Regions from separate parts of the Homo sapiens genome. Here all the other regions are linked to region 1. The links are chromatin loops, found by intact Hi-C in ENCODE. Cell type or tissue: Calu3. All regions are shown on one strand.

Evidence for each region. A loop is a pair of places that touch in the nucleus more often than their neighbours do. Peaks named below come from ENCODE experiments on the same cell type or tissue, not always from the same donor. Only the 100,000 strongest peaks of a DNase experiment are listed, where the experiment ranks them.
Region 2: it touches region 1 in a loop (8-fold over the local background); 22 of 110 quality-filtered maps call a loop at or near these places.
Region 3: a loop joins it to region 1, with 17 times the contacts of the local background. A loop is called at or near these places in 41 of 110 quality-filtered maps.

Annotation. Positions count from the first base shown.
Region 1 is chr22:17,497,229-17,505,228 of GRCh38, forward strand. It overlaps CECR2 (CECR2 histone acetyl-lysine reader), which reads left to right. Exons shown (of 19, transcript NM_001290047.2): 3 at 175-358; 4 at 2,182-2,321; 5 at 3,403-3,507; 6 at 5,854-5,903; 7 at 7,619-7,788. Among named protein-coding and RNA genes, the nearest start is that of SLC25A18, 62 kb to the right of the region's middle. In Calu3, no CTCF peak of the experiment used is centred here; a DNase peak (open chromatin) is centred at 4,643.
Region 2 is chr22:16,913,033-16,921,032 of GRCh38, forward strand. It overlaps the pseudogene IGKV2OR22-4. Among named protein-coding and RNA genes, the nearest start is that of GAB4, 91 kb to the right of the region's middle. RefSeq lists a silencer at 4,626-4,675. In Calu3, CTCF peaks have their summits at 4,549 (motif pointing right) and 4,749; a DNase peak (open chromatin) is centred at 4,579.
Region 3 is chr22:17,200,701-17,208,700 of GRCh38, forward strand. ADA2 (adenosine deaminase 2) reads right to left here. Exons shown (of 10, transcript NM_001282225.2): 3 at 6,371-6,590; 4 at 2,863-3,073. Among named protein-coding and RNA genes, the nearest start is that of ADA2, 15 kb to the right of the region's middle. RefSeq lists an enhancer at 1,479-1,979. In Calu3, a CTCF peak has its summit at 773 (motif pointing left); a DNase peak (open chromatin) is centred at 741.

The DNA.
Region 1 (8,000 bases):
GCAGTGAGCTGAGATCTTGCCACTGTGCTCTAGCCTGGATGACAGAGCGAGACCCTGTCTGTATAAAAACAAAAATCTGTTAGCTGTCAGATCATGAGTTCTCTCTCTCTCTCCTTCTCCCAACCAACCTATATTTTATATTAATGTATTTTTGTGTTTGGGGCCCTGGTCTAGGCCTCAGACATTCCACAGCTACCTAGAGGACATCATCAACTACCGCTGGGAGCTCGAAGAAGGGAAGCCCAACCCTCTGAGGGAAGCCAGTTTCCAGGACCTGCCTCTTCGCACACGGGTGGAGATCCTGCACCGACTCTGTGATTACCGGCTGGATGCAGACGATGTCTTCGATCTTCTAAAGGTATGCTTAACTGGCGAACCTTTCCCTGTAGCTGTGAAAAGCCAGCAATCAGAAATGTAGTCAGAACGTAAAACCCAAAGATACTAAGCCAGAGTTTGGCTTGTGGTACTAGTCTTGGTACTATTCATTGCCAATAACACTGTATGGAAAACCATGACTGCTGTAGCCACGGAGATGCAAGATGTACATCCCTATGGAAGTACGTTATTTTGGTCTAATTTCTAGTCTGGTTTCATCTTCCTTTACGTGCACTGAGTCCTATCTGCAATAGGTACAACCAGAGGACCCTGTTTGTTCTGTCATCAGCCAAACCTGCAACTAAATCCGCCACTGAGTTTTATTTTTCAGGGTGTAAATTTGATTGAAATATTTACTGAAATCTCCAAGAACTTGAAACCGTATATGTTAGTGAAGGTCATCCTCTACACACATCCACGTTACAAAAAATGTGTTGAAGGAAGCTGTGGCCATCTCTCTGTCCCCCTTGGTGTGGTTATCTGTTTAGAAGTATATCCTAGAGGGGGCCGGGTGCTGTGGCTCACGCCTGTAATCCCAGCACTTTGGGAGGCCAAGGCAGGCAGATCACGAAGTCAGGAGATCGAGACCATCCTGGCTAACACGGTGAAATCCCGTCTCCACTAAAAGTAAAAAAAAATTAGCCGGGCGTGGTGGCAGGCGCCTGTAGTCCCAGCTACTCGGGAGGCTGAGGCAGGAGAATGGCATGAACCCGGGAGGCGGAGCTTGCAGTGAGCCGAGATTGCGCCACTGCACTCCAGCCTGGGTGACAGAGCGAGACTCCGTCTTTAAAAAAAAAAAAAAGTATATCCTCAAGGGAGAGTGTGGGTTATTGCTTTCACTCATAGGGAAGTCAGTTTCTAATCCTGTTCCATCATCAGTGATTAAATGTGGTGATGACTTCTCAGTTGAGCTCTGGTTATGGGCACATTATAAAAAAATCATTGTGTAATTTAGCACGGTCTTTGCTGAGGACTCAAGGACTTCAGTAGCAGTGAGAAGGCCAGTACAGGTCAGCCCCCGAGGTAAATTGGGAGCCCTGTCACTGGAACTCAGCTGGAGTGAGAGGTCACAGGAGGTTATGCCGGAACTGCCACAGAGGATCCCATGGGGCAAAGCTTGCCCCGTGCCTGATCCACCCGGTTGTACTTGTCTTTCTTTTCGTGTGTGCTCACATAAAACAACCGCTCCCAGCCAAATCTGTAAACTGTTCATCAGGATTGCTGTTGGATTCTCTCTTTTTTGAAAAGGGAACAATGGTGGGGATAGGGAGCATTGTAATATTTCCATCTCTTGTTCCTCAAAGTAGGTACCACCTTCCCATTATATCCGTGTTTCTTATGCTGATTGAAAATTACATAAGATACTTGGACATTTTTATTTATTTATTTATTTATTTATTGTTTGAGACAGAGTCTCTCTCTGTCGCCCAGGCTGGAGTGCAGTGGCATGATCTTGGCTCACTGCGACCTCCACCTCCCAGGTTCAAGCGATTCTCCTGCCTCAGCCTCCCGAGTAGCTGGGATTACAGGCGCGCGCCACCACGCCCAGCTGATTTTTTGTATTTTTAGTAGAGGTGGGGTTTCACCATGTTGGCCAGGCTGGTCTTGAACTCCTGACCCCATGATTTGCCCGCCTCAGCCTCCCAAAGTGCTGGGATTACAGGCGTGAGCCACCACGCCCAGCGATACTTGGGCATTTTTAGATTTGAGTTATGCTTACGTGTAAATTTGGAATCCTCGTTCTGGTTTTTTCCTGGTGCGTTTTGTTCCCCATTTCCCCAAACCCCTTTTCCGTGCTCTGTGTAGGGCCTGGATGCAGACAGTCTCCGTGTGGAGCCATTGGGTGAAGACAATTCTGGGGCACTATATTGGTATTTCTATGGAACACGAATGTACAAAGAGGACCCGGTGCAAGGAAAATCCAATGGAGAACTCTCTTTGAGCAGGTATGTTCTTCAGTGTTAGGGCATGATAGCTACTGTATTAAAATGTCATTAAGATTAAATGCATCAGAATTCTACAGCACAATTTTTTTTTCCTAATGAAGGAATTCTCTAAGCATGCCTGCAAAGAGATGGTAAGGAGATACTTCATGCAAAAACAAAAAGGAATTAATTCTCTGCTACCAGAGGGGTTAAATATACTTTTTTAATCTGAAGTTCTTGATAGGAGGTTTCTGAGAAATGCCACTCCTCTTGCCACAGGCTATTTTAATATAGCAGGTTTCTTCTCAGCAGCACAATCATTTCACTGCAGTAACAATTTCATCTTGCATCATCAGTCCTTGAGATCTCCTTATTTCGACTAGAATTAATGATGTAGTTTATGCCAGGCGCAGTGGCTCATGCCTGTAATCCCAGCACTCTGGGAGGCCGAGGCGGGCGGATCACGAGGTCAGGAGATCGAGACCATCCTGGCTAATACGGTGAAACCCTGTCTCTACTAAAAATACAAAAAATTAGCCAGGCGTGGTGGCGGGCACCTGTAGTCCCAGCTACTCGGGAGGCTGAGGCAGGAGAATGGTGTGAACCCGGGAGGCTGATCTTGCAGTGAGCCGAGATCGCACCACTGCACTCCAGCCTGGGCGACAGAGCGAGACTCCATCAAAAAAAAAAAAAAAAAAAGAATTTAATGATGTAGTTTATGAACGTTAGTATCCATCAGTTTAAGAACAGAAGGAATTTAAATGATGCCTGAAACATAAGCTTTACTAAGTAAGGAAGAGGCCGCATTTCCATAGCATCCCAAAACAATGCTAACCTCTTATTTAGGCTTTCTTACTGCTAGGAGAATGCTTACTCTTCGGAAGGTGTTAGTTAGATCTTAAGCACATTTTAGTATTGCAAAATGTTAGTTTTCCTCAGATCCACAGTCTAATAATGAAGACTGGAAGTTGCTGTTCCCTTTTCCTTTCACTGCTACATTTAATCCTTTTTGGTAATCTCATGGCCAGAAATACTGTTTTAAAATCATATGTAGCAATGCCAATCCTGTGCCAGAACATTTCTATTTAATATTATTTATTAGGGAAAGTGAAGGACAAAAAAATGTCTCAAGTATTCCTGGAAAAACGGGAAAAAGAAGAGGAAGACCCCCAAAACGGAAGAAACTGCAGGAGGAGATTCTGTTGAGGTAAGAAAATCTTGTTAGTTGTGGTCATAGACCATGGCAGAAGGGACCTTAATTCATTTATTCCTTTTTCTTTATTTTGCCTGTGCCATGGGAAGCACATTATTATAGCAACCTGAAACTGAGTCCTTATGAAATTACCACATGTGCAGTACAGTCAGGAAGCCCTTAGTGTGTGACATCTGGCAAGTCACCTCCCCTCTCTAAGCGAGTCCTCTTACTAGACGATGGATGTGCACTTAATGAGGATTATATTGAACAAGACAGTTTTTTTCATTCTTCAATTTTATATTTAATTTTAGCAAAGAAAGATACTTGGGGGATTTTCTTTTATATGTCATTATCTTCTAGGAAATTTCACCATGTGAATCTTGCTATAGGACTTTTCAAAATCTGACCTATGCTGTGTAAATACACTTTTTACTTAAGGATCAGCTCTATCACTAAGCCTATTGAAGTGAGGCTGTATTCTTAAAAATTCTGATAACTCAGGACAAGTGGCTTCTTCCCTTCCTACTTAATCTAAATGCTTGAGTTAGGCTGAATTTCACCCTGTCACTTTTTAACCACTAAGAAATATTTCTGGGAAATCAGATTAAGAATATAGATCACTCAGGAGATCGAGACCATCCTGGCTAACACGGTGAAACCCCGTCTCTACTAAAAATACAAAAAATTAGCCAGTCGTGGTGGCGGGTGCCTGTAGTCCCAGCTACTCGGGAGGCTGAGGCAGGAGAATGACGTGAACCTGGGAGGCAGAGCTTGCAGTGAGCCGAGATTATGCCACTGCACTCCAGCCTGGGCGACACAGCGATACTCCATCTCAAAAAAAAAAAGAATGTAGATCACTCAGATCCTGATTTTAACTCAATCAGCATCCACTTAACTTTACAGAAGTTCAGCTTCAGATTGCAGCTGCCTATTTCTTGCTTATCCGTTTCTGTGACAAATGTCCTGTAATTACTTAACGTTTTATGTATCAACACCTGTTTCCGGGTTTGTTAGGATTTCACACGTCCTTCGATATTCAGAAAGCTGCATGATACCTGTCTCCGTTTCCCCATAAGTATCAAGAATCACAGTAGCTTAGGGTTGGGACTGTAGAATCATTTTAACAAGCATCCATGGACTTGTGCTACCCTCTACTGGTGACTTTTTTCCTTTAGAGCTGTGTGTGTAAGCCAGTATTTAAATATTTTTTCATTAAATTTAAAATTCAGTTTCTGGTTCACGCTGGCCACGTTTCAGATGCTCAGCAGCCACATGGTTTATTGGATAATGCCAATATAGAACATTTTCATTCTCATAGAAACTTTAATCGAAAACAAGCGAAAAGTCCACAGAGTGTCCTTTCTGTTTCAGGGATACAAGTGAAAATGATACTTCATCCTAATGCGTTATACACTTTGCATTTTGTCATTTAATCTCCAACGTCCCTGTGAGGTAGGCACTATTAATAGCTCCATTTTGGGGGAAAGTTAATTAACTTTCCTGAGGTCACATTGTAAGTGGCACAGCTTGAATAGAGGCATTCCCCCTTCGGAGCCCATGCTCTTAACCCTCTGCCTTAGGTAAGGATCAATTATAATAAATACACCTGTCTTCAGTGCGGCCCTGAATCAGGGAGGAGGACATTGGAATCCCTACAGTTCTTTTTTCTTGGCATTTAATTATTAACAGTTGCATCTCTCTCTTGACTGGAGCAGTGATAAAAAACAAGAACAAACAAACAAAAAAAACAGTGCATCTGTTTGATTTCCAAAAAAAGCTTTAAAAGTTACTGTTTTCTGGCTGGGCACGGTGGCTCACGCCTGTAATCCCAACACTTTGGGAGGCCAAGGCAGGCAGATCATGAGGTCAGGAGTTCAAGACCAGCCTGGCCAACATGGTGAAATCCCGTCTCTACTAAAAAATACAAAAATTAGCTGCACCTGGTGGCGGGTGCCTATAGTCCCAGCTACTCAGGAGGCTGAGGCAGGAGAATCATTTGAACCTGGGAGGCGGAGGTTGCAGTGAGCTGAAATCGCGCCATTGCACTCCAGCCTAAGTGACAGGGCAAGACTCCGTCTCAAAAAAATAAAAATAAAAAATAAAAGTTACTGTTTTCTTATGCATTGATACTGTTGCCATAACATAGGGTAGCTGTATGTCAGTACTTCCCTCCTAGACCAGCATGCCTGCATCTTAGTGTTCATTTATTCAGCGTTCCGCCTCCAAGCCTTGTCCCCTTAACACACACACATACACTCTCTTTGTGTTAAATTAATGGGTTCTACCATCCTGGGGTGGCACAGAACAATTTTGGACCTGTCTTTGTTTTAATTGGCACCTCTTTTTCCTGTGTTTCAGTGAAAAGCAGGAAGAAAATTCCTTGGCATCCGAGCCACAGACAAGACATGGTAATGTTCTTTACTGGCATTTAGAAAGAATTAAATAAATATGATTCATTTATGCTAGGGTGTTGACTCTTTTTCTAGAGTCATACAAAGTAAAGGTTATTGCAATAGCCTTTTACCTACCCCCTGTACTCTTCTTCAGTTCTCCTCCTCACACCTTATCCTGTGCCCAGCTCATCATCTGACTAAGGATTAAGATCAGAACTAGATCTTTTCACTAGTGCCCTGTTTACTGGGGACAGTGTAATAGACACCTTAACGTTGGAGTGAATAACCAGCTTCTCAAAGAGAGGTCTTTTTAATGTCAGTGCTTCATGACACAATGGTTTCCTTATAGGTTTACTACATACTGGTTTCCTACCTAGATTTTAATTTTGTAATCCAAATAACATAAAAATGGGAGGCACATACCAGTTTGCACAGTGTAGTTGAGGCAGGGTAGACTCAGCAAAGACTCAAAATCAAAACCATTTCTGTCAATATATTTAATCATTTCTAGACTGTGAATATCTATCTTGTTAAATTCACAGTAGTTATATTTGTATTGCCTTTAGACATTACATTTTTTTTTAGTTGTTAACAATGACTTTAACAGGAAAACCAGAAGTATACATTGTCAACTTTAAAGTCAAAAAGAGGCCATTGTGGCGGCTCATGCCTGTAATCCCAGCACTTTGGGAGGTCGAGGTGGATGGATCACTTGAGGTCGGGAGTTCGAGACCAGCCTGGCCAACATTGTGAAACCCCATCTCTACTAAAAATACAAAAATTACCTGGGCGTGGTGGCAGGCACCTGTAATCCCAACTACTCGGGAGGCTGAGGCAGGAGAATCACTTGAATCCAGGAGGCGGAGGCTGCAGTGAGCTGAGATGGTGCCCCTGAACTCCGGCCTGGACAACAGAGCAGGACTCTGCCTCTAAATAAATAAATAAATAAATAAATAAATAAAATTTAAAAGTAGGCCAGGTGCAGTGGCTCACACCTGTAATCCCAGCACTTTGGGAGTTCGAAGCAGGCAGATCACTTGAGCTCAGGAATTAGAGCCCAGCCTGGACAACATGGCAAAACCCTGTCTCTACGAAAAATACAAAAGTTTAGCTGGATGTGCTGGTACACACCTGTAGTCCCAGCTACTTGGGGGGTGCTGAGATGGGAAGATGGCTTGAGCCCAGGAGGTGTAGGTTACAGTGAGCTGAGATGGCACCACTGCACTCCAGCCTGGACAATAGAGCCAGACGTTGTCTCAAAAAAAATAAAATTAAGTAATAGGTCTCTTTTTTGAGTTCCTTATTTTATTTTTTTTATTTTTATTTATTTATTTATTTGAGACGGAGTCTCACTCTGTCGCCCAGGCTGGAGTGCAGTGGCGTGATCTCGGCTCACTGCAAGCTCCGCCTCCCGGGTTCACGCCATTCTCCTGCCTCAGCCTCCCGAGTAGCTAGGATCACAGGCGCCCGCCACCGCGCCCGGCTAATTTTTTTTTTTCTATTTTTAGTAGAGACGGGGTTTCACCGTGTTAGCCAGGATGGTCTCGATCTCCTGACCTCGTGATCCGCCCGCCTCGGCCTCCCAAAGTGCTGGGATTACAGGCTTGAGCCACCGCGCCCGGCCGAGTTCCTTATTTTAGTCATGACCCACAGTAGAAACAAAATTGAGAATAAATAAGGAAAGGTCCTCATGGGATCTCCTGTAGTGAATCCGTTCCTTTATTTTCTAGGGTCCCAAGGGCCAGGCCAAGGTACTTGGTGGCTCCTGTGCCAGACAGAAGAGGAATGGAGACAGGTCACCGAGAGTTTTCGCGAGAGGACCTCCCTTCGAGAACGGCAGCTCTACAAGCTCCTCAGTGAGGACTTCCTGCCTGAGATCTGCAACATGATCGCCCAGAAGGTGCGCCACACTCTCTGCTCTGTCCTCCTCAGTGTTAGGCCTGATGCTGCATTATTTAAGGATTATTCATGAGACCTTCCCCATACACCCCACTGTCCTGGAAATAGTGCAGTCTTCCATCCTGTCTGAACTCCAGTGTTAGAATGGGACCTCATGCCACCCCCTCTCCTTCACTGTGGGTCCTATCATGTTCTCCTTCCCCCAGAAAGTCC
Region 2 (8,000 bases), 580 kb before region 1:
TTTGTTATATTGGAATAAACAATCATCCTAGTGTACTTTCTACCCTTAGCCTGAAGCAGAACTTCTTCTGTTGATTCTGTCATTATTTTGTGTCTATCACACAGTGTAATTATATGTACCTCATGTGACTCATTATTGGGTTCAATATCATTTAGAACACTATATTTAATAAAATCTATGAAAAGCATAGATGCTCCAGGCATTTACAACTAAAACATTGAATTCAGATTCATTTTCAGGTAATGATATAATCATGTGAAAAGAATGCATTTCTGTATTTTTTGAAACCTTTTCTTTTGAAAACATAGTAATACATTTCTACTCTAAAATAGAACTTAGCCTAAATACTTTCAAAACCTTTAGAATTTGGAAAAGAAATAAAAATCTCACATAATTCTGAATGTTCCCTTTTTTACTTGAAATAAACTTTATATTTTCCATCTTTGAGTTCCTGCAGTTTATTTTCAAAGGCCACTTTTGGAATTGTGAAAACTCTGCTTTCACTTGGCAAATAATAATTAAGAGTAATCAATCTTTTAACATTAAGATCTCATACCTGCCATGAGTTTACAAAGTCTATTTGAATAATCCAACATCAAACATTTTTTCTAAGTGTTAGCTGTACTCCCCTGCACACAGCTTGTGTAGAATGCTTCTACCTGTAAGACACTGGAGAGACGGTTTGGTGGGAGTCAGAGAGCAGAATTAGGAAGATGGGAGAGTATGAATTTCCCAATATGACTAAGTGTCATCGCGTGTGAAATAAACCCCAAGATGGTCATTTCCCATATGTGTTCTACTTGTGTTGTCACTAAACTGCATCCATGGTCTGGTTATTCTGACAGTTACATGAACTTGACAAATGTGGGCAAGACAGGGAGGGTGAGGATGTGAGCTTTCATTCACTCTCCCTTCATCATAGCTGGTTGCTCCCAGGGCACGTAGCCCCCATGAATTCTCCTCCTCCTGATGCCTTCCCCAGGCTGTGACTGCTGGTGGGGCCTTAACATATGAAATCTGAGGTGCTACTGAGGCTGTCATGGACCAGCGTCCTCAGCAGCAAACCTTGCCCTGACATCCCCAACAGCCTTCTCCTCTGCAGACTCAAAGACTCTGCTCAGCTGTTCCCTCAGACAAGCAGCCCATGCGGGCAGCTGGGTCAACCCAGCAGGGAGGTTTCTGTTCGAGGATGTAGCACTGTGGGCGGAGTTTGTAGAGCTTGCATGCAGTAATAAACCCCAACATCCTAAGCCTCCACCCTACTGATTTTCAGAGTGAAATCAGTGCCTGACCCACTGCCACTGAACCTGTCTGGAACTCCAGAGGCCCGGTTGGAAACCTCATAGATCAGGAGCTGTGGAGACTGGCCTGGCTTCTGCAGGTACCAATTCAAATAGGTGTATTCATCATCAGTATCCAAGAGGCTCTCACTAGATCTGCAGGAGATGGAGGCTGGCTCTCCAGGAGTGACAGGCAGGGAGAGTGGAGTCTGGGTCATCACAATGTCCCCACTGGATCCTGAAATAATAACAGAGAAGTGCAAGGTTATATAAACACATTTTGAGCAACTTTCATGATTTTCCTTAAGATTTTGATTTAGAGTTACATATTTTTTCAAGTTTTGATTTTTATCATGAAAAGTAGACTTTCTAAAATGAACCAATTTGTTACTAGCCAGCAGGGAGCAGTTTATTTTCAAGAGCTTAATCAGAGCACTGGTCATTTTTCCTGGGAGATGATTCCTGACTATTCCTGAGACAAAAAATACGAGTAATCTTTCCCGGAGCACAGACCATGTGCCCGTAACACATGGTTGAAATAAAAATAGGAAGCTGTGGAGACCCCAGATCTCACCCTCCCACCCCATTTTCTCACCTCACTTTTGATCCTATCCTTACCAGAGACCCAGAGCATTAGCAGCCCCAGGAGCTGAGCAGGGAGCCTCATTGTGAGAAGGTGAACTGAGGAGTCCTGATCAGTCAAGGCAAGGTTAGAGCTGAGCTTTTATCTCAGACTCACAAGGGAAGGTCCTCCCTAAGGGACAACATGCAAATCACCTGGTGGGTGCAGTGGTGTGGAAAAGGTTGATGGGGCAGGGGGAATGTCTCTTCTGTGAACAATGTGACATAAAATGTTTGCTGGAGCCAAACAAATGTAGTTCAAGTCAAGTTTGCCTGTGGTCAAGGGAAGAAGGCTCTGACTGTGGAAGTTGGGACCTTGGGCAGGGACACATTGTGCAGTGCATGCCACACTGAGAACGCACAAGGACCCTGACAACGTGGAAATGTGTTTCTAGGATGCATCTTTGGGAGGTGAATGCCATCCTGCAGGCCTCCCTCCCAATCAATCTAGAGAAAGAAAACAGCCCCATTCCCACAAGCACAGACGGGCAGAGGGCCTGCAAATGAAAAGTGCTCCTGAGCCAGTTCAAGTGTTGCCTCGTATGTGCTGTTTCCAGGATAACTGTTCAATATTATTCAGTGCAAGTGTTAGAATCTCCCCGTCCCTGGCACCTGATGAGTGAGCCCCAAAAAAGCGCTCCGTCCAAGGGCCTCACAGGGAGAATGATGTGGGTCTCTACATTTAGAGCCAAGAGCCCAGCATAAGTAAGAGGCAATGGGGCAAGAATGTTACACCTCAGGCAGTGAATACAAAATTCCTGGTGACCAACTGTTCAATCTGGGATAATCGCATCATAATCATCTCACATATACAAGATTAACCAGCAGGATCTCATAGGGAAGAATTTCCTTGGTTAATGATACAAAGCAAATAAGAAATAACATTGCATGATGTTTTTCTGAGTGGTGCTTACGAAAACTCTTCTCACACAGCCTCCCTGGTCATGTGGCATCAGGTCCTGTGAGGGCTTCCAGGTTATGGCCAACCCTGAGTGAGACCTGAGTCACCCCCAGCCTGGATGTGGTGCAGCCACAGCCATGAGTCTGCAGTTGAAAAGGAAATTGTCTATGTGAGAAGAGCAAGGACTGCATCTACAGTTTTATGTCTCAGGGTAACCTGGACCTGTAACTGACATTTTCATGGTTTCATGTAAAGATGCACATGGTTCAGGGGTGTGAGTCTTTCACACAGCTGATCATTACAAAGGGAAACAATCTCATGTTTCTTGATTTGTTCGTGGTGTGCTTAGTATTTAATTGAACAGCTCCTGAATAATTCTGCCAACACCAAACACTATCACAAAGACAGTCACATTTCTGGGAAAAAAAAATTCAGCTACAACTGAAAGACTAGCTTGTAGTGCTATGTAATCTTGGGTAATTTAACAAAAATTTATATTTAATTGCCCAAGAACACAAATACATGAAATTCTAGGTAAGATTCCAGAAGAAAGCTTGGTTTCAATATCTTCTGAGAAATCTACCAAAATAACCTTTTTTCCAAGATTGGAAAAGATAATTGAATAAAAATAATATTATAGACCTTTCAATGTTTAACACCATTGCAATAATGGGGGTTAAGGAGATCAAATTGTGCTTAAGAAATTTGATTAAAGGCTCACAGTAAACTGTAGAAAACTATGTCAATTTTATTTACTCTTTTCTCATTAAATTTCGTAACTTTTGTGCACTTGACTTTTTCTTATGTTATTAACCAATTCAAACCTGCTTCTTATTCTTCAAAAAGTGAGACTCCTAAATAATCATACTAGTGAACAATAGAAACATCAGAGGCTGAAGGAAAAGAAAAAGAAAACACAATCAGCCTAACTAAAGTAGAACGAGATGGTGCATCATATTGTAAGTTTTAAATAATTATTCTGAAAGGGTATTAAATGAGGAATCAGTTCTATCTATAATTAAAAACAAACTTGAATTGCAGGGAAGTGACTAACAATAAAAAAATTTGTCAGGTTTTCTTTTACTAAAGGTCAATTCTTGAAAATGTTGTTTTTGCAAAGTATTCCTTAAGAAGCTTGAATTTAAGATAGTCTTGCTATTTCCTATGAAACTTAGTAATACATCGTTAAGAAGGTTACCATTGTGATTTTTAAAAATCTCATGATCTGTTGCTGTACATAAATATAAATTGTGAAATTTTGTAGAAATCTTTTTTAGTCAGAAAAGAGCTTTGAAATTACTCTTTATTACCTATAGACTTAAAGGATAATATTACTAATTCTGATTAGAAACCTCCCTTTCTTATCTGTTGACACATTATGCCAAGGCTTTCACAACAGCAGACAAAGCTGGTCACTCCACAGTGGACACAGATCAGAAGGTGTCACAACCACCTCCATTCGGATCTAGGTGTGCGGCAGGCCTCTGCCTCTGAGTGTCTCTAACATGAACCATGGTCACCTGAATGAGGGAGGACTTATACAGGTGGGGTTTATTATGGCTGTGTCTCCTTTTCCTGATGCGGTTAGTTTGGGGTCCATAAAACTGGGAGCAACTGCATTATTCGTAAGACTTGGCAAGAGTCTTAGAAGTGGAACTGTTTGTGTTCATGACCCTGGAGTCAGTGTTTGGGGTGGACACTGTGATCCGATTTGTACGGGATTGGAATGACTTGCGGGCTCATCAAGGAAAAAGAGATGGCCACAGGGGGGCAGTCGCACACATGACTTTATTGGGTGACGTTTTGTCAGGTTTGCAGAGAGAAGCCCCTCCCAGCAGGAATCTGTGCAGAGAATAAGCTGCCAGGCTTGCTTCTCGAAACGATGGGACACTGGACAAGGGGCTGTGTGTCTAGGGGACGCCTCACAGCAGCACAGTGGGGAGTTTCTGGTTTAAGGTTTTCATAACTGGGGTTTATCTTACTGCGAGTAGATGTGGTTGAAATTTTCTGGACATGCAAAGTAAGTATTTTCTAAAAGGCTAAAAGTATTCTTCTTTGGGCTGTTGTTAAAATAATTGCATTGTAAAATTTGAGTTTGGAACAGGCCATTAGGAAGTAAACACAGTTTTGGCCGGGCCCGGTGGCTCACGCCTGTAATCCCAGCACTTTGGGAGGCCAAGGTGTGCGGATCACAAGGTCAGGAGTTGGAGACCAGCCTGACCAACATGGTGAAACCGCGTCTCTACTAAAAATACAAAAATTAGCTTGGCATGGTGGCACGTGCCTGTAGTCCCAGCTACTCGGGAGGCTGAGGCAGGAGAATTGCTTGAACCCGTGAGGCGGAGGTTGCATTGAGCCAAGATCACGCCATTGCACTCCAGCCTGGTTGACAGAGTGAGACTCCGTCTCAAAAAAAAAAGAAGTAAACACAGTTTTGAAATAAACAACATGGGGGCCAGGACCCACAGGCCATCTTTAGCTCATTTCTATGTCACTGTTTCTAATTCTGTAGACTTTGTTCTACAGACGGCATTAGTCCATATTTTCCAAACCAACACTACCATGGATGAGGTTGAGTAACACAGAGGCCTGTTCCCCACTTGGGGCACAATGAAGGTTCTTTTTGTTAAAGGGGAGAGTTTATCTTTGCATGCAAGCCACCCACTGAGCATCCCTTCGTGAAGCTGCAGGTCCTGTGACTGGATTCCTGGCTGCAAGGCACCGGGGGTTGAAGCTGTCTGCATTATCTCACTAACTGTAAATTGTCACTCACTGGAGAATATATTCACAGATAAATATTCTGGAACACAGACAGCTCAGGGAATGAAGGCTTCATGAATGTGTATCTTCTGCTTCTGAGAATTCATCTCTCCGGCACTGGAAGAAACAGGGTTGTTCATATGTTGTACCTTCAGACCGTGTTCTAGACCTGTCTAAGCTGACCCTGTTTCCAAATATTTGAGTTATTGTTCTTTACTTTTCCTTGGAAAAAATGTTTAGAAATCCTATAAAACTATATACACAGCTGTGGGAATAAGTGGTGAGTTTTTCCTCTGTGCTTGCTAATCTTTCTGCAGGGCCCACCTCACCTACCAACAAACTGCAGAAAGGGAAGCAATGATTCTCTTTCCTTCCTGAGCATTCTGTGTCCACGTCACTTCAATCTCTGTCTCTGTCTTCAAATCACCTTCTCTTCTGCAGTCTTTGTTAAATGTCTGCCTATCTATCTTATAAGGACAATCGTGATGTCCTTATAAGATAGAGATAGGCAGACATTTTAACAAAGCCTTTTTATTGACCCACCTGGACCAGGGCCCATCTGGTCAATACAGGATGATCTGCCCATTTCATAATCCTTAACTTTCATGTCCGATTAAATTCTGATGAGAAAGCAAAATGGGCTAAAAACTTCATCCTGAAGGAAACATTCATGTTTAATGCACAGGAACTGCAGATGAAGCCTGAGTTCTCCCTCCTCACCAGAGAGTTGGAAAAGCAGGAGGAAGAGGAGCAAAGCTGGGTCCCCGCCTCCATGAGGGCCTCCTAAGGCTGCTCCTGCTCACAGAGGGTGGGGAAGGTGGATAGTCAGCTTGCGCTGCCACACCAAAAACACTGATCTGGATGACATAAACCACAGAATTTAATTTTCATGTTTCACATTTTTGGTGCCCAGATCAATGTCCAGCAGGGTTCGCTTTCTGGTAAAGACCTTCTTCCGGGTTTGCAGATGCCACCTGGGCTATGACCTGATAAATATCTATATACATTTTGCCATGCAACTTTTAAACATAACAGAAATGACACATTGGAATTTTAATTGTACTTACTACGGAATCCATTATCTTTTTTTTTTTTTTTTTTTGAGACGGAGTCTCGCTCTGTCGCCCAGGCCGGACTGCGGACTGCAGTGGTGCAATCTCGGCTCACTGCAAGCTCCGCTTCCCGGGTTCACGCCATTCTCCTGCCTCAGCCTCCTGAGTAGCTGGGACTACAGGCGCCCGCCACTGCGCCCGGCTAATTTTTTGTATTTTTAGTAGGGACGGGGTTTCACCTTGTTAGCCAGGATGGTCTCGATCTCCTGACCTCATGATCCACCCGCCTCGGCCTCCCAAAGTGCTGGGATTACAGGCGTGAGCCACCGCGCCCGGCCGAATCCATTATCTTAAAATAAATCATCTCAAGTATAATTTAAGCCCTTAGCCTGCATCGGGATCTTGTTCTATTAATTCAATCAGTCTTATGTGTCTCTGCACCGTATTATCACAGGTAACAGACATCACTCATTACTCGGAGTCATACAAATGGATTTGGCAGAAAAATCGGATCATGGATGCAGACTAGTGGCAACACAAGTGAAATACATGTTAGAAATGACTCGTTTGGAAATAGTTTTCTACATGTTAGCACTTGGTCATATTGGGAAATTGCCATCTTCCTAGTTTGGAAACTTTCTCTCTCATTTACCACTCACATGAAACTGCCCGCTCTAGCATTATGGTGGAGAAAGCACTATTGCTTTTGTAACAGAAAGCATTTCTGTTAGGTTTTAAAGTTGCATGGCAAAATGTATATAGATATTTATCACACTGCAGCCCTCAAATTAAAAAAGCAGATAAATTTAGTGCACTATTGTCAATGAAATCTATTAAAAGAGACGATTCAAATACATTTTCAGGAAAAAATAGTGTCATGTAAAAATAATGCATTTTTTCATTTTTTAAATCATTTTCTTATGACAGCATAGAACTAAATATTTCTTCTCTAAAATACTATGTCTGTAAAATAATTTTAAAATTCTAAGAATTTGAGAAGGAAATAAAAATCGCATGTAATTCTACATTTTTCCTGTGGTACATCACATAAACTTTATGTTTTACATCTGAATTGTGTTGTTTATTTTCAAAGTCCACTTTTGGAATTGCAAGACCTCCATTTTTCTGTCAGCAAAAGGTAACTGAGGCATGTCAAACTATTTTGGTATTATTATCTTACATTTGACATGGATTTTAAAAATCCGTAAGTGGAAAAAAAATCAAATAGGTTATCTATTTATTCTGAGCCATACTTCCCTGACAGCTGGTGTACAATGCTTTCTCCATCATAATACTAGGGAGGGCAGGTTCATGTGAGTGGTGAAGGAGACAGAAAGTTTGGAAAGTGGGAAGATAGCAATTTCCCAGCATGACCAAATGTTATCA
Region 3 (8,000 bases), 300 kb before region 1:
GTAAAACCCTGTCTCTACTAATAATACAAAAATTAGCTGGGTGTGGTGGTGCACGCCTGTAATCCCAGCTATTCCAGAGGCTGAGGCAGGAGGTTCCCTTGAACCCAGGAGGCGGAGGTTGCAGTAAACCAAGATGGTGCCATTGCACTCCAGCCTGGGCAACAAGAGCGAAACTCTGCCTCAAAAAAAAAAAAAACATATCTAAGGAAAAAGGTGGGTCAGTCCAGGATGCCAAGCAAAGGGAGAGTTGAGACCCACAAACTGGAATAACTTGAATAACGAGTGGATCAGCTGAGGTCAGGAGTTCAAGACTAACCTGGCCAACATGGTGAAACCCCATTTACTGAAAATACAAAAAATTAGCCAGGCATGGTGGTGTGCATCTGTAGTCCCAGCTACTCGGGAGGCTGAGGCACGAGAATCGCTTGAACCTGGGAGGTGGAGGTTGCAGTGAGGCAAGATCATACCACTACACTCCAGCCTGGGCGACAGAAATTCTGTCAAAAAAAAAAAAGAAGAAGAAGAAAGAAAAGAAAAGAGGAGAATTTCCTGATGAAGCATAAGTGTCTGGTCCGAATGATAACAGCATTCTGACTTTCTTGTTTACACATCTATCCCTTATGAATTTGTTCAGTGTGTATTGATCCTGCGGAGTCCTATCACTTCTGGGTCTACAAACAGTAAACTTCGGAGCGTATAAAAGCCTACAGAATATGCTAACAAAACTAAAATACTGCCACCATGTGGGCCTTTCCACAAGCTTAACTGTCAGTCCCCAAGGCATTTGTGTATCCGATCAATATGTAAATGAACGAGCAGACTCTCTTGGATACAATGTGGAGAAGACTCTACCAAAGGTCACTTTCCCCAAGCCACTGATAACCTTTAACCAGCTCAAACCCGTCTGAGCTCACCACATAAAACACCCAAGGATCCTGCCCACTCCCACAATACCCCATCTCCCTCAGCCCAACAAAAACATCCTCAGGAAAGTTCTCTCCAATAAACTCACTGAAATAAAACTCTAGCAGTATTTGAGCACCTAGGGCTGCTCTCCTCGAAAGATCCCTCCCCTACCAACACGGAGCCTGGTGTCAGTCCATCTCAGAGTACCTAACCTCAGTTATCCTTTGCTTCTGGCCAAAATGCAAGACCCAAAAATCAGATTTTTTTGATGATGCTCCCTTCTTTTGGACTCTTTCTACTCCTTTCCATTTCACTCTCTCCAAACTTCCTTCCTTAAAATCAAATTTTTTTTTCTTTTTTCTTTTTTTTTTTTTTTTTTTTTTGAGACGGAGTCTCGCTCTGTCATCCAGGCTGAAGAGCAATGGCGGTATCTCTGCTCACTGCAAGCTCCTCCCCCTGGGTTCAAGTGATTCTCCCGCCTCAGCCTCCCGAGTAGCTGATTACAGGTGCGCACCACCATGCCAGCTAATTTTTTTTTTTTTTGAGACAGTCTCACTCTGTCACTCAGGCTAGAGTGCAATGACACAATCTCTGCTCACTGCAACCTCCACCTCCCAGGTTCAAGCAATTCTCCTGCCTCAGCCTCCCAAGTAGCTAGAAGTACAGGCATGCGCCATCGCGCCCAGCTAATTTTTGTATTTTTAGTAGAGACAGGGTTTCACCATGTTGGCCAGGATGGTCTCGATCTCGACCTCGTGATCCGCCTGCCTCAGCCTCCCGAGTGCTGAGATTACAGGCATGAGCCACCTCGCCCGGCCAACAGCTAATTTTTGTATTTTTAGTAGAGATGGAATTTCGCCATGTTGACCAGGCTGGTTTCAAACTCCTGGCCTCAAGTGATCCACCAGCCTTAGCCTCCCAAAGTGCTGGGATTATAGGCATGAGCCAATGCACCTGGCCTCCCCTCTCTTTTTAACCTCTCCACACTTCTTCCTTCTGTGTGCAAAACAAGTCTCTCCATCCTAAAAAGAAACCTGTGGCCCCTGTGGTTCCCTCCAGCTATCTCGATGTTCTTTTTCTCAAATCACACTCAGAGCCTTTAATCAGCCAAACCTGGCTCCAATTCATCACCTGTATTTCATTTTTCTTTCTCTTTTCCTTTCTTTCTTTTTTTTTTTGTGTGTGTGTGTTTTTTGAGACAACATCTAACTCTGTCACCCAGGCTGGAGTGCAGTGGTGCGATCTTGGCTCAGTGCAATCTCTGCTTCCCAGGTTCAAGTGTTCTCCTGCCTCAGCCTCCCGAGTAGCTGGGACTACAGGCTCATGCCCGGCTAATTTTTTGTATTTTTAGTAGAGACAGTGTTTCACCATATTGGCCAGGCTGGTCTCAAACTCTTGACCTTGTGATCTGCCTGCCTCGGCCTCCCAAAGTGCTGGGATTACAGGTGTGAGCCACCATGCCCGGCCGTCTATTTCATTTTTCTACTCCCAGAAATGGGGTTTCTCTTCTCAGCATGTTACTGAAACTGCTCAAAGGTGACCTTGTAATTTCCAAATCCCATGGACGATTATGCATCTGCATGTCTCTTGCCCTCACCCTGCCATGTGGCTCCTTTTATTTTTCAAACCCCTTGTTTTGGCCCCTAAGATGGCTCTATCCCAATTCTCCTTCTCAGCTTATGTCACGAGGCCCTGAGTATCATGGCAGAGGGGAGAACGGGGAACCATGAGAAACAGGGGGGCAAAGGGCAGCACGGAATGTGTTCCCAGTTTTGCTGGAGGCTGCCCAGTCCATTTCAGGTTTCCTTGCTCATGTTGGCCCCTGGAAAGGCACATGATCCCTTGCACCAGAGACCTGAGTGGTCAATTCATGAGCATTCAGTCTTCTACCAGCTAAGATCTGAGTCAGGCCAGAGCAAAGGAGGTGGGAGGAACAGAGAGGAGAGCTGGGCTCACCGGCAGCAGCCTGGCTCTGATCTCCATGTAGAGCACGTTGTCCTCGTAGAACTCCTGCATGCTCCGGAAGACATAGTCTCTGAACACTGGTGCGTAATGGATGAGACCAGAGATGGTGAAGAAGATGGTTTCAAATTTCGACCAGACAACATTTTGGTTTGTGTAAATCACCTCCGGGTGCTGGGTCACCAGAGTGAAATTCCTCAGCAAGCTGTCCAAGACACGAAGTGGGGAGTGGCAGAGGCATGATCCAGGACACTGCCCCCGGGCGCCCATAGGACTGCTACCCACCTTGCATATCCCAGCTAGCAGCTCACAGGATTCACCCTAGAGTGGAGATAAGGAAGGGGCAAAGGGGAGCATTCCCACGCTCACGATATAAGCATGGGTCCTGTGGCCAGGCAGCCCACTGCCTGCTTAAACCCAAACCCCAAACGCAGGAGACTGCTTAAGATGAGAGCTCACCAGTCAGTCTCTCCTGGCTCCTGTCCTCCCTCTGTATGCTTGGCCAGTCTGACCCCACTGTACTTTCTAGACCAAAAAGCTCTCTCTCTCTCTCTTTTTTTCTTCCTATACCCACTGACAGGAAACTAGACCAAGCTCTTTTTGGGGAATGTTATGGACTAACTTGTGTCCCCAAACCCCCAAATTCAAATATTGAAGCCCTAGCCCTCATTTGGAGAAGGGAATTTTAAAGAGATGATTAAGACTAAATGAGGTTGTAAGGATGGGGCTCTACCCTAATAAGATGGGTGTCCTTGTAAGAAGAGGAGGCCAGGCGTGGTGGCTCACGCCTGTAATCCCAACACTTTGGGAGGCCAAGATGGGTGGATCATTTGAGGTCAGGAGTTCGAGATCAGCCTGGCCAACATAGTGAAACCCCATCTCTACTAAAATACAAAAATCAGCCAGGCGTGGTGGTTTGTCCCTGTAATCCCAGTTACTAGGGAGGCAAGAGAATTGTTTGAACCCTGGAAGTGGAGGTTGTAGTGAGCTGAGATCGCACCACTGTACTCCAGCCTGGGCGACACAGCAAGACTCATCTCAAAAAAAAAAAAAGAAGAAGAAGAAGAGACCGCAGGAGTGCACATACAGAGGAAAGGCCATGTGAGTACACAGCCAGAGGCGCCTTCTGCACGCCAAGGACAGAGGTCTCAGGAGGAACCACCCCTGCCCTGGCACCTTGATCTTAGACTTCCAGCCTCCAGAACCATGAGAAAATCAATTCCTTCTTTTTTTTTTTTTTTTTTGAAACAGGGTCTCACTCTGTTGCCCAGGCTGGAGTGCAGTGTCACAATCACAGCTCGCTGCAGCCTCAATCTCCCAGGCTCAAGCAATCCTCTTATGTCAGCCCCCTGGGGTAGCTGAGACTATAGGTGTACACCACCACATCTGGTTAATTTTTTATTTTTTGTTGAGATGGGGATCTCACTATGTTGCCCAGACTGGTCTTTCTTTCTTTCTTTTTTTTTTTAAACAGAATCTTGCTCTGTCGCCCAGGCTGGAGTGCAGTAGCATGATCTCAGCTCTCTGCAACCTCCGCCTCCCAGGTTCAAGTGATTCTCCTGCCTTGGCCTCCCGAGTAGCTGGGATTACAGGTGGCTGCCAGCATGCACGGCTAATTTTTTTGTATTTTTAGTAGAGACAGGGTTTCACCATGTTGGCCTGGCTGGTTTTGAACTCCTGACCTCAAGTGATCCGCCCACCTCGGTCTCCCAAAGTGTTAGGATTACAAGCATGAGCCACCACACCCGGCCACCAGGCTGGTCTTGAACTCCTGGGTGCAAGTGATCCTCCCACCTCAGCCTCCCGAAGTGCTAGGATTACAGGCATGACCCAGTGTGCCCGGCTTGAGAAAATCAGTTCCTATTGTTTAAGCTCCCCAGCCTGTGGTATTCTGTTATGGCAGCTCGAGCAGGTTAATGAAGGGAGTGGAATGGAAATAACTCGAATCAGCACCCAGGTTTGTATCCCCAACTGGCCATTTACCAGCTGTGTGTCCTTGCATAAGCTAATTAACCTTGCTCAGCTTCACGTTTCTCATTTCATAAAGGGAAGTAACCTCAGGGGGGCACTCTGTAGACATTTCTGTGACCAAATTAATTGTCACTTATAATATTACTATACAATGCCAGGCACAATGGCTCGGCTCATGCCTGTAGTCCTAGCACTTTGGGAGGCCAAGGTGAGAGGACGGCTTGAGCCGCAGAGTTCAAGACCAGCCTGGGCAACACGGCAAAACCCCATCTCACAAAAAATACAAAAATTAGCTGGGCATGATGGTGCACACCTCTAGTGTGCTGACACAGGAGGATTGCTTCAGCTGACACAGGAGGCTGACACAGGAGGATTGCTTCAGCCTGGGAGGTTGAGTCTGAAGTGAGCCGAGATTGTGCCACTGCACTCCAGCCTAGATGATAGAATGAGACCCTGTCTTAAATAGTAATAATAATAATGATACTATACAAGTCTGTTAGGAAGTTGCTGCATCAGATTTTCAAGAAGATTTATCTTCCAGCTAGATTGTCATCACTTCAGAGCTAGGAACTTTTATTCTCTCTGGTTTTATTGAGCATCAGACAAATCTCATTTGCTACAGCAATAGTGTTGCTGACTAGGCATGGTCACTCATGCCTGTAATCTCAGCACTTTGGGAGGCCAAGATGGGCAGATCTCCTGAGGTCAGGAGTTCAAGACCAGCCTGGCCAACATGGTGAAACCCTGTCTCTACTAAAAATACAAAAATTAGCCAGGCATGGTGGCACATGTCTGTAATCCCAGCTACTCAGAAAGCTGAGGCAGGAAAATCACTTGAACCCGGGAGGCAGAGGCTGCTGTGAGCCAAGATCAGGCTGCTGTGAGCCAAGATCACGCCACTACACTCCAACCTGGGTGACAGAGCAAGACCCTGTCTCAAATAATAATAATAATAAATAACAATAATAATAACAAACAAAAATAGTGTTGCTGATAATGCTTTTTGTAGATTTTAAATGCACCAGAAAAACTACTATGGATAGAAAAGGTGTTGAATGCTTTTGTGGAGCAAAGTATCCTGCAAGGTTAAAAGAAAAAGGTGCTCATGCTTTTTTTTTGAGATAGGGTTTTATTTTGTCACTCAGGCTGGAGTACAGTGGCTCCATCTCAGTTCACTGTGGCCTCAACCTCCTGGGTTAAAGTGATCCTCCTGGGTTAAAGTGATCCTCCTGCCTCAGCCTCCCAAGTACCTGGGACTACAGGTGCAGCACCACACCTGGCTAATTTTTTGTATTTTTGGTAGAGATGGGCTTTCACCATGTTGACCAGACTGGCAACTCCTGGGCTCAAGTGATCCGCTCGCCTTGGCCTCCCAAAGTGCTGGGATTATAGGCGTGAACCACCGCACTCAGCCTTGCCTCATGTTTTATTAAAGCCAGATTTTTATCTATAGGTTTGTACCAAGGGAGACACCTACCCACTGCCACCCCATGACAGGCCTGGGACATGTGCTTTCTGAACTACTACTCACCTGTCATCAAACTCAGTGACGTTCTGCACCCGCTTCCGATAATCCTCCAGCAGAATCCACTTGGAACATTTTTCTGATGGACGGGGAGTTGGGTGAGCAAATCTGAACTGCATGATCCCCCTTGGGGTGAAACAGATGTGGCAGTGAGGCCTGTAGGTGACATTCCTCACCAGCCAGTCCATAGTCACGATGCCAATGTCATGGAGGTGCAAGGCAGCCCCTGGAGAGGGAAGAAGAATGGTGAAGACAAAGGGGTGAAGTCCCATCCCAGGACTCCAGGGCTTGGGGACAAAGGAGGGGGTGAAGTCCCATCCCAGGACTCTGGGGCTGTGGGGACAAAGGGGTGAAGTCCCATCCCAGGGCTCCGGGGCTTGGGGACAAAGGGGTGAAGTCCCATCCCAGGGCTCCGGGGCTTGGGGACAGTGTGGATCACAAGAAGACGTGCAAGCAGAAGGATTTCTGTCCAGACATGTTTCTCGGAACTTGTTTAAGGCTCTAGTTTAAGGATGGGGCTTCCATGTCTCACTAATCAGGAGCCAGGGGTGATCTTGTCCAAGAGGGGCAGCATGGGAGAGTGAGAGGGCATCAGGCTTGGAACCAGAGAACTGAGGTTCAAGTCAGGGCTCCATTGGCTTCTAGCTCTCCAATGGGAGCCCAGGCCTTTCAATGAGGCCACCCAACACTGCATGACGGGATACACTGGGATGAGCCCCAGGGCCACGGTCCTTTTCACACACTTGTCCTCCATCCTCTCATCCTGCCCCTCAACTCCTCTCCCACTGGCTTTTCATCCCCTGCGCTGGGCCTGTGTCTGTACAGCTTCTGGCCTGCAGGCTTTGCCAGTTGAATCCCCATGCTTGTCCTCCCCACCAGACACCAGCTGTGCCCCTTGCTCCCCTAGGCACAGTGCATGCTGTCCCTCTGCGCTTCTTGTGCCCATCCAGCCCCTGGCCCTGACACGAGCCCCCAGACACCCTCTTATGCCTCCCAGCAACTGGGGATGCTACTTTACTGACCTCACGATTATTATTATTTTTTAAATCTCTATTTATAACATTAAAAGAAAAAAAAACAGCTGGGCACAGTGGCTCACTCCTGTAACCCCAGCACTTTGGGAGGCCGAGGCAGGCAGATCACGAGGTCAGGAGTTCGAGACCAGCCTGACTAACATGGTGAAACCCCATCTCTACTAAAAATACAAAAATTAGCCAGGCATGGTGGCATGTGCCTGTAATCCCAGCTACTCGGGAGGCTGAGGCAGGAGAATTGCTTGAACCTGGAAGAAGGATGTTGCAGTGAGCTGAGATCACGCCACCGCACTCCAGCCTGGGCGACAGAACAAGACTCCGTCTCAAAAAAAAAAAGAAAAAAAAAGAAAAAAAAAAAACAGGTGTTAAGTCTTTGTAAACTGCAAGCTGCTATTATTTTTACATTTTAAATTAACATTTTTGGCCAGGTGCAGTGGCTCACACCTGTAATCCCAGCACTTTGGGAGGCCGAGGAGTGTGGATTGCCTGAGCTCAGGTGTTCGAGATCAGCCTGGCCAACATGGTGAAACCCCGTCTCTACTAAAAGTACAAAAATTATCCAGGTGTGGTGGTTCATGCATGTAATCCCAGCTACTCAGGAG